3 separate regions of the Homo sapiens genome follow, and all the other regions are linked to region 1. A link is an interaction called in ENCODE POLR2A ChIA-PET data of the cell type or tissue named here. Cell type or tissue: OCI-LY7. All regions are shown on one strand. Region 1 overlaps ARID5B (AT-rich interaction domain 5B). Region 2 overlaps ARID5B (AT-rich interaction domain 5B). Region 3 overlaps ARID5B (AT-rich interaction domain 5B).

The links. ChIA-PET counts read pairs that join two places held together with the same protein. Peaks named below come from ENCODE experiments on the same cell type or tissue, not always from the same donor. Only the 100,000 strongest peaks of a DNase experiment are listed, where the experiment ranks them.
Region 2: POLR2A ChIA-PET joins it to region 1 with 40 read pairs; 8 of 35 experiments call an interaction of 5 or more read pairs at or near these places.
Region 3: POLR2A ChIA-PET joins it to region 1 with 13 read pairs; 9 of 35 experiments call an interaction of 5 or more read pairs at or near these places.

The regions. Positions count from the first base shown.
Region 1 is chr10:62,046,686-62,049,185 of GRCh38, forward strand. The region is part of intron 4 of ARID5B (AT-rich interaction domain 5B); the gene reads left to right. Among named protein-coding and RNA genes, the nearest start is that of ARID5B, 150 kb to the left of the region's middle. RefSeq lists enhancers at 1-63, 854-913, 1,494-1,563, 2,184-2,273, 2,454-2,500 and 1 more. In OCI-LY7, no CTCF peak of the experiment used is centred here; DNase peaks (open chromatin) are centred at 6, 306, 966, 1,406 and 1 weaker place; H3K4me3 peaks cover 2,463 bases; H3K27ac peaks cover 2,500 bases.
Region 2 is chr10:61,991,563-61,994,062 of GRCh38, forward strand. All of the region lies in intron 3 of ARID5B (AT-rich interaction domain 5B), which reads left to right. Among named protein-coding and RNA genes, the nearest start is that of ARID5B, 91 kb to the left of the region's middle. In OCI-LY7, no CTCF peak of the experiment used is centred here; DNase peaks (open chromatin) are centred at 1,309, 1,529 and 1,871; H3K4me3 peaks cover 1,853 bases; H3K27ac peaks cover 2,167 bases.
Region 3 is chr10:61,986,984-61,989,483 of GRCh38, forward strand. All of the region lies in intron 3 of ARID5B (AT-rich interaction domain 5B), which reads left to right. Among named protein-coding and RNA genes, the nearest start is that of ARID5B, 87 kb to the left of the region's middle. RefSeq lists enhancers at 1-79, 1,180-1,429. In OCI-LY7, no CTCF peak of the experiment used is centred here; DNase peaks (open chromatin) are centred at 738 and 1,158; H3K4me3 peaks cover 1,903 bases; H3K27ac peaks cover 2,500 bases.

The DNA of each region.
Region 1 (2,500 bases):
TTTTTTTTTTAAACCACAGAGATCTTTCACTGATTAGGCAGAAGAGTCAGTGGCCCACTGGTTAAGGAGGGTAATATGTAGGGCTCTCTGACTAAGTTTTATTGGCCTTAGTGGGAGTCTTGCCACCTACTGCTGGGTCAAGACTAAAGGGGACCCCACTCGCTGTCAATTCTGTCGGACAGTGTTTCCTGTCTGGGGTGGGCTGCAGCACCCTCGTGCTATGTAGTACTTGAGTGTTTTCATTTGCGGAGAGCTCCCTGGTGACTGCCAGCCCAAGTTAGTATGAATACTTCATTTTGAGGCAATGTGTGTGTGTCTGTGTGTGTGTGTGTGTGTGTGTGTCTGTGTGTGTGTCTGTTAGAGATAAGTTGCTTAAAGCAGGGGCTCTGGATAAAGTCCAGTTGCCTGTGTTGAAATCCTTCTGCTGCCAGTAACCATTTGTATGGTCTGAGACAAGTAATTTCATCTCTGTCTCAGTTTCCTGGTCTGTAAGATGGGGATAAGGATCATGCCTTCCTCTTTGGCTTGCTGTGAGTTTTAGTGGAATTATTGTATGCAAAGCACTCAGAAGAGTGACTTGTACAGAGAAAGTGCTCAGAAATGGTTAGCTACTATTATTATTCACTTAGCTACTCTTATTATTCATGTATAATACTGAAAACATTCATGCAAAGAGCATTTACTGAACTCTGTGATAAGCCAGGCCAGTGAATCATATACACACGTAAAAGTAACAGTACGTCTATTGCTTTGCACTGTTTTTTTTCTAATAAAACTGACTGAAGCCAGATATGCTATCAGTAAGGGTACTGCTCTCTCCCTAGCAGAGCTTTTTCTTGGTAGAGATCAGTCTCACCTAAAGAACAAGAGCTGGTCTAATTCTGGAGTCTTAGGATTTAGGTTCTGTCAGTAAGTACATAGCACTGAGCTTTCAAGGAGAGGGCAGGTGTAGGTCCTTGCAGGGTGGCTGGAAGGAGGTGGGGCTGTCTCTTACATGAGTGAATTAAAGTCCGCAGACCCATCCCACTCCTGCCCACCAGCACACCATAATGCACCTGTTTTCACTCACTGACCTAGCAAATGACAGATTATGACTCTAGAGGGACAAAGATGTGGCCTGGGGACCAGAATTTTTGCTGTCCCCAAAGCCAGTCCTTCAATACCAAAACTTTACCTGGAGTCTTCTGAATCCAAAAGGTCTCTGATTCGATTGCAGAGGCACCTACCCAGTCCTTTGTGTTCCATTCCCCCCACCCCGTACTTTGAATATTTGTGCTCTTCAGGGTGTTTGTGCATTGCATGTGGGGACTAGATTATAGCCTTACTGAGATACCAAAGGCCTTTGGTTTCCTGTCTCCATTCCCAGTGCAAACTCAAGTCACCAGTTTATGTTTCCAGAGCATAAGCATAAGTAGTAAAGGTGAATGCAGTTTTACAAGTGCCCAGTGTGACAAGTATACCACGTGTGAGGTTGGCGGGACCAGTCTATGAGGACAGGAAAGAACAGTATGTGGGCATCTTTATTTCCATTAGTCACTTTTTCATTCAACAAATACATGTTATGCAATGCAGCCTTTTGGGTGTTGTGCTGGGCAGATAAAAGACACATCCCACAGGGTCTTGCCCTTAAGGATTCTCCAGTCTGGTATAATAATATGCCAAAAACCACAGCTAAAGTACAAGGAGTACAGTGATATGTTCCATAAGAGAAGGAGGGAAAAAAAGTTCAGAGGGGAGAGTAGGAGAGGAATTTGATTTTGAGTCCTGAATGACTGGTAGGATTTGCCTAACCATACCTGAAATACGCAAGTACTTGCCTTACTAAGAACAAAGGGCTTTTTCTCTTGATCAAATCCCATTTAGAGTTTACGTTTGTGTGACCAGAATATTAGGTGCTAGTCTGTTCTAAATTTGTAATTCTCAGAATCTGCTGGGGGAGTACATGTGCTTCTCTGGGTTCTGAAAACAGCTCAAAGAATGGAGAAAATAAACCCAGTTTGGGGATGACTTCTTGTCAGTTCCCGGAACCTTTGCCTTTATTTAAAAACAGCATGTTCGATGCAAGTTCTGTCGAAAAGGCCTTTGGGATTTGAAAGCTTTTCTAGAAATAAATGCCTTTTAGGTCTAAGTGCTTTTCACCAAAATGCTAGGAAGGGAAGATCATAGTAACAAGTCTTAGAACAGAGGGGATATTGTTTTGTTTGTTTTAATGAAATGCCTGCGACCTGCTACCCCAAGTTTTGTTTGTCAGCTTTCTGCTCAGCTGTTATTTTGATAAGGGACTTGAAAGTACATCCTTCCCTCGCGGTCATTAAAGTCTTAGCACTTGGGTCAGTTGTGGAAACACTTCTGTGCTACACAAAGTCTTCTAAACAAAACAAATAGTCCATGCCCTGGCTCCAGGCTGCGGACCGTGTCAAATTCATGGAACGTGGCATCGTGCTCTGACAAGGAGAGCAAGAGGTCAGGATCCACAAAACAGGCCGGATGAAATCACCAT
Region 2 (2,500 bases), 55 kb before region 1:
TAGTTATTAATCCCTTATCAGGTATATGCTTTGCAAATATTTTCCCCCTCTCCAAGACTGTCTTTTCACTTTATTGATAGTGTCCATTGATGCACAAAAGCTTTTAATTTTGATGAAGTCCAGTTGTCTATTGTTTGTTGTTTTCTTATGTGCTTTTGGTATTATGGTTAAAAAATCATTGTGGAGGCCAGGCACGGTGGCTCACGCCTGTAATCCCAGCACTTTGGGAGGCTGAGGTGGGCGGATCACCTGAAGTCGGGAGTTCGAGACCAGCTTAAATACCATGGAGAAACCCTGTCTCTACTAAAAATACAAAAAAATTAGCTGGGTGTGGTGGCGCATACCTGTAATCCCAGCTACTGGGGAGGCTGAGGTAGGAGAATCGCTTGAACCCAGGAGGTGGAGGTTGCGGTGAGCTGAGATCACGCTATGGCACTCCAGCCTGGGCAACAATAGCGAAACTCTGTCTCAAAAAAAAAAAAAGTGAATGGCTGACTCTAGCCAAAGTTTAACCCATGTGACGGGGAAGCAAGTTAAGGTAAGTCAGGCCCCATAGAATAACACCTCATATGTGGTAACAACTTTACCTACATGTCAATCTGGCCATGAAGTCTCACCTGTTGCATAATCCCTGTCTAGTGTGACATTTAAATTTAAATGTGGCTAAGATGAACCCTATGGCAATAAGCTGCAAAATTCTCAAGATAAAAAGTGGCTCCCGGTCGTGGCTTAGAATTCAGTGACCCTTTGGGACAACCTTGGAGGTGGAGTTGGCTTTCTTCCCACTGCGTTCATTTGTTACTCAGAGTGGTAGCAGTGTTTGGTTATAGTTTAGTTTTGTGATGTTTTTTTTCTTGAGTGATGAAGCAATAGTGAGGGCAAAAGCTGATAGTAACATTTTGATACATATTTTTGTATTTGTCTATGCCTCTATTTTAAGTGGTTTGCTTTTGAAAACAGCTGGTTCAAACCCTTGGTTTTGGGTTTGAAATATTCTTTGTTTTGTTTGCATCCATGTACTGATATATTTTTCCCACATTTACTTTTTTTTAAGTTCTCCAGTGATGTTTTCGTTGCCTATCCTGGGAAGATCTGTGTTTCCATTTAGCAAAACAAATGGCAAGCTGGGGACCATTTAAAGTAGTTTTTTTTTAGTTAATAAAGCCAAGCCAATCTCCTTGTTCTGTTATGTTAAAAGTACATTATCTTTTTATTGCCAGTTCTGTATGGCTAGTTCTGTTTTCTGTCTCAGCAATCTCAGGGCTGCCCCACTTGCTTACTGTGTCGAGAATTACAAAATCATTAAGGGTGGGGCAGCACCAGCTGACTTACAGTACAAACCATTTCTCAAAATAACCACAACAGTGCAATACTGATGTGTAATTTACGTCACAGTTTGTTTTTATGAAATAGTTTGTGGCATTTTCATTTCTATTCCGGATGGAATCTTGTTCTCTTTCCCTTTTAATCAGGCATTTAATTTATTTTTATTATTAATATTTTCCACTCCTTGTTTTGGCATGCCTCCAATTTAACAGCTTTGATGAGGAAGGGAGATACACACACACACACACACACACACACACACGCACACACAACTGATCTTCCCTGACTCCAACTCTTCAACATCAGTTTAACTGCAAATGTGTTTTCCCCTTTGATGTGTACTAACTTTGGGTACTAAGTTTACTACCTTAAGAGAGATTGAAAAATACGGCAGGACACAGTACACATTTACATAGAGCTATAACCACGAATTGATAAAGTTGATGTACAACTTTGGAATTTTAAACACTTTCAACCAATTCAAGCTATTTAGTCATATGCTCTGCTGCATTTTCCTTTTACAAATGTCTTTCTGTATAATGTCCTGTAATTAGAACAGGAAATCATTGAGTAACTGCAAGATGAATAAGAGCACTTAGACTGAAAGGAAAATTACCTTCCGAGAAATTATATTCTCTTTTTTTTTCTTCATGTTACAATGTTGGTAATGATAGTAACAGCTGTAGCTACTCTTATCTGTAGAATTTTCATGCTTAGGTTTTCTGGAATAAAAATTTCATTTTCAGTAATAATAAAAAATGCATGGACAGAAAATAGGAAATGCCTAATTGTGACAAATATTCGGTGTCACAACAGAGCAGCAATTAAATGGAAACTTCAATATAATTGTCAATAGCAGTAAGAATTGGAATAGCGCCAGGTATATAAAGTTGATGCTTTGCCGTTGGTTGGTTGCTAGGAGCACAGTGAAAAGTATAAAGCTTTGAGAAAAGAATGTCTAATGTAATAAAGTAACAGGAGGAAGCATAAATCATTGTGAGAACCTCACATATTGACATTATTTTGCTTAAATTGTTTCAAAACTAGACATCAAGCTTTATAACGTGAGCACATTCATATTTCCTTTAAAAAAAAAAGGAGAAAGAAAACTGTATGTTGTCTTTGAAGCACAAGGGACATTGTGTCTCAAACTTAGCCTTCATACATATTTGGA
Region 3 (2,500 bases), 60 kb before region 1:
AGAACCATGAAGACATCTGGGCACTAGTAAGAAGCAAGAGGAAGACATAGTGCTACCTGGTGAAAGCTGCCGTCAGGGTGGAGCTGTGGCCTTGGCCAGAGCTGCCAGGCCAAAGCAGAGATGGGGCAGAGAAGAAATATGACAACTTCTCACTCTTTCCCACATGCGATCTGTTAGGTGTCTCCCATTGGCTGAACAAGCAGAAGCCAGCCAGCCCATGAGGGAGCCCAATGATACAACATTCAGGGGTCACAGAGCAAGGAAGAAAGAATGGGTAATAGATCCGGGAGTAGGATGAGAACAGAGGGACAGTGAATAACCAGAAAAAGAACCAACATTAATTAAAAATCTATCATGTGCTTCGCTTGTTTCCAGGGTGTTAGGAATTCAGACATGCTACAGACCTAGCTCCTGCCCTTCAAAGAACCCATATTCTGGAAAGGAGAGTCCAGCTTGAACAAGTAAATGCAGCCAAGTGTTACAGAGTAACTGTATCTTAGAAATTAAGCTGATATTCGTGATCCAAAATAGCAGATTTCTGGCAGCAAGACTATATTCTCTAGATCAAGGGTCAGCAGAGCCAGATAGTAAATATTTTAGATTTGTGCACCATAAGGTCTCTGAGGCAAATGCACCACTCTATAATCACACAACTGTGCCGTCGTAGTGTAAAAGCAGCCAAAGACAATATGTAAATGAATGTGCATGACTATGTTGTAATAAAACTTTATTTACAAAAACAGGTGTTGGGCTGAATTTGGCCCATAGTTTGCCAACCCTTTCAAACAGAAATAACCTTAAAGAAATATCTGAGAGATACCCAGAAACAGGGATCTGTAGCACTGGTAACTCATGGTATGAAACCACAGAACTATCACTGGAATTAATATAGTAGTCACGAGCAATTTGTTTATTGTCTTTTATGAGAAAAGAGAGGTAGGTTTGGATGTTAGAGATTGGGGAAAAGGGGATATTTGCTGTGGAAATGATTTTCAGCAGATGGTAGGTACTTTGGGAAAGGTGGCTAAACTAGAGCCATCCTCCTCCTGTCTTACATCAGCTTACTCAGTACTAACCCTGTACAAAAAGGAAGTAAAACAGAGCACATCTGTATCATCAGCTTTCAATGATGTTCTTCCATGGTGCACTGTGACAGCACATTAGAAGGTGCCGGAGTTTTTATATGACTGCTTTGCCGTGAGATTAAATAGTGGTTTCAGTTTCCAGTAGGTTTCATAAGTATCTCTTTCAGCTGTTAAATTACTTTTAGTAATGTGCACACTAGAAAAAGAAAGAAAGAAATATCCATTCTGAACAACTGGGTGTCATGACAGAAAACAGAGCAGATGGTTTTGTGGACATGGCACCAAGTGAACCTGTAGCTGGTTACAGCAGAAGGATATGTTTAACCCAGAGGAGAGGGCTCTCACCAGGTCTTAACAGTTGAAGCTTTTAAGAGATTATTATTTTACTTTGAATTGATTTTTGTTATTCACCAGAAACCAAAGGTGGCAAGCGAGAATCTCTACTAAAATAACTATACTTGCTAACTTTGGGTCTTTGTTGGGGCTTTGGGGTATCAGAACAATGAAATAACAGGCACTGTGAGGCTTTTCCTCCTGTTCTGTTCTCCTCTCCTAGCTATATTTCAGAACATCTTATCTCAAGATAGTTGGCCAAAAGGAACCTGTACACAGAACAACCTCATTTTTCCCAAGTGCCTCTTCGGACCCAGGACACAATGATTTTAAAATTTCTTTTCAGGCAGACGCTCTAAAGAGAGCTATGCTGTTCAATAAGGTAGCCACTAGCCACCTGTGACAACTAAGCCCTTGCAATGTGTCTTGTCCACTTCAAGAGATGCTATAAATGTAAAATACACACTATATTTTGAGAGCTTACTATGAAAAAATAATGTAAATATGTCACTAGTAATCTTTTTTTTTCTTTTACTTTTTTTTTTTTTTTTTGAGTCTTGCACTGTCGCCCAGGCTGGAGTGCAATGGTGCAATCTCGGCTCACCGCAACCTCTGCCTCCTGGGTTTAAGTGATTCTCCTGCCTCAGCCTCCCAAGTAGCTGGGACTACAGGCATGTGCCACCATGCCTGGCTAATTTTTTGTATTTTTAGTAGAGACGGGGTTTCGCTGTATTAGCCAGGATGGTCTCGATCTCCTGATCTCAAGATCCGCCCACCTCAGCCTCCCAAAGTGCTGGGATTACAGGCGTGAGCCACCGTGTGCGGCCAGTAATCACTTCTATTGATCACATGTTAAAATAATATTTTGGATATACTGGGTTAGATAAAATAGCTTACTAAAGTTAATTTCACCTGTTTTCTGTTTACATTTTCAATGTGTTAATTACAAGTTGGCTCACATTGTGTTTCTATTGAATAATGCTGCTCTAAAAGATTTTTGAAAAAAATAATCCATGTATTCCTTTGCCCAGTTTTAAGTGGACATCTACATTTTTAATCATGTTTTGAATAAATTTTGTGTT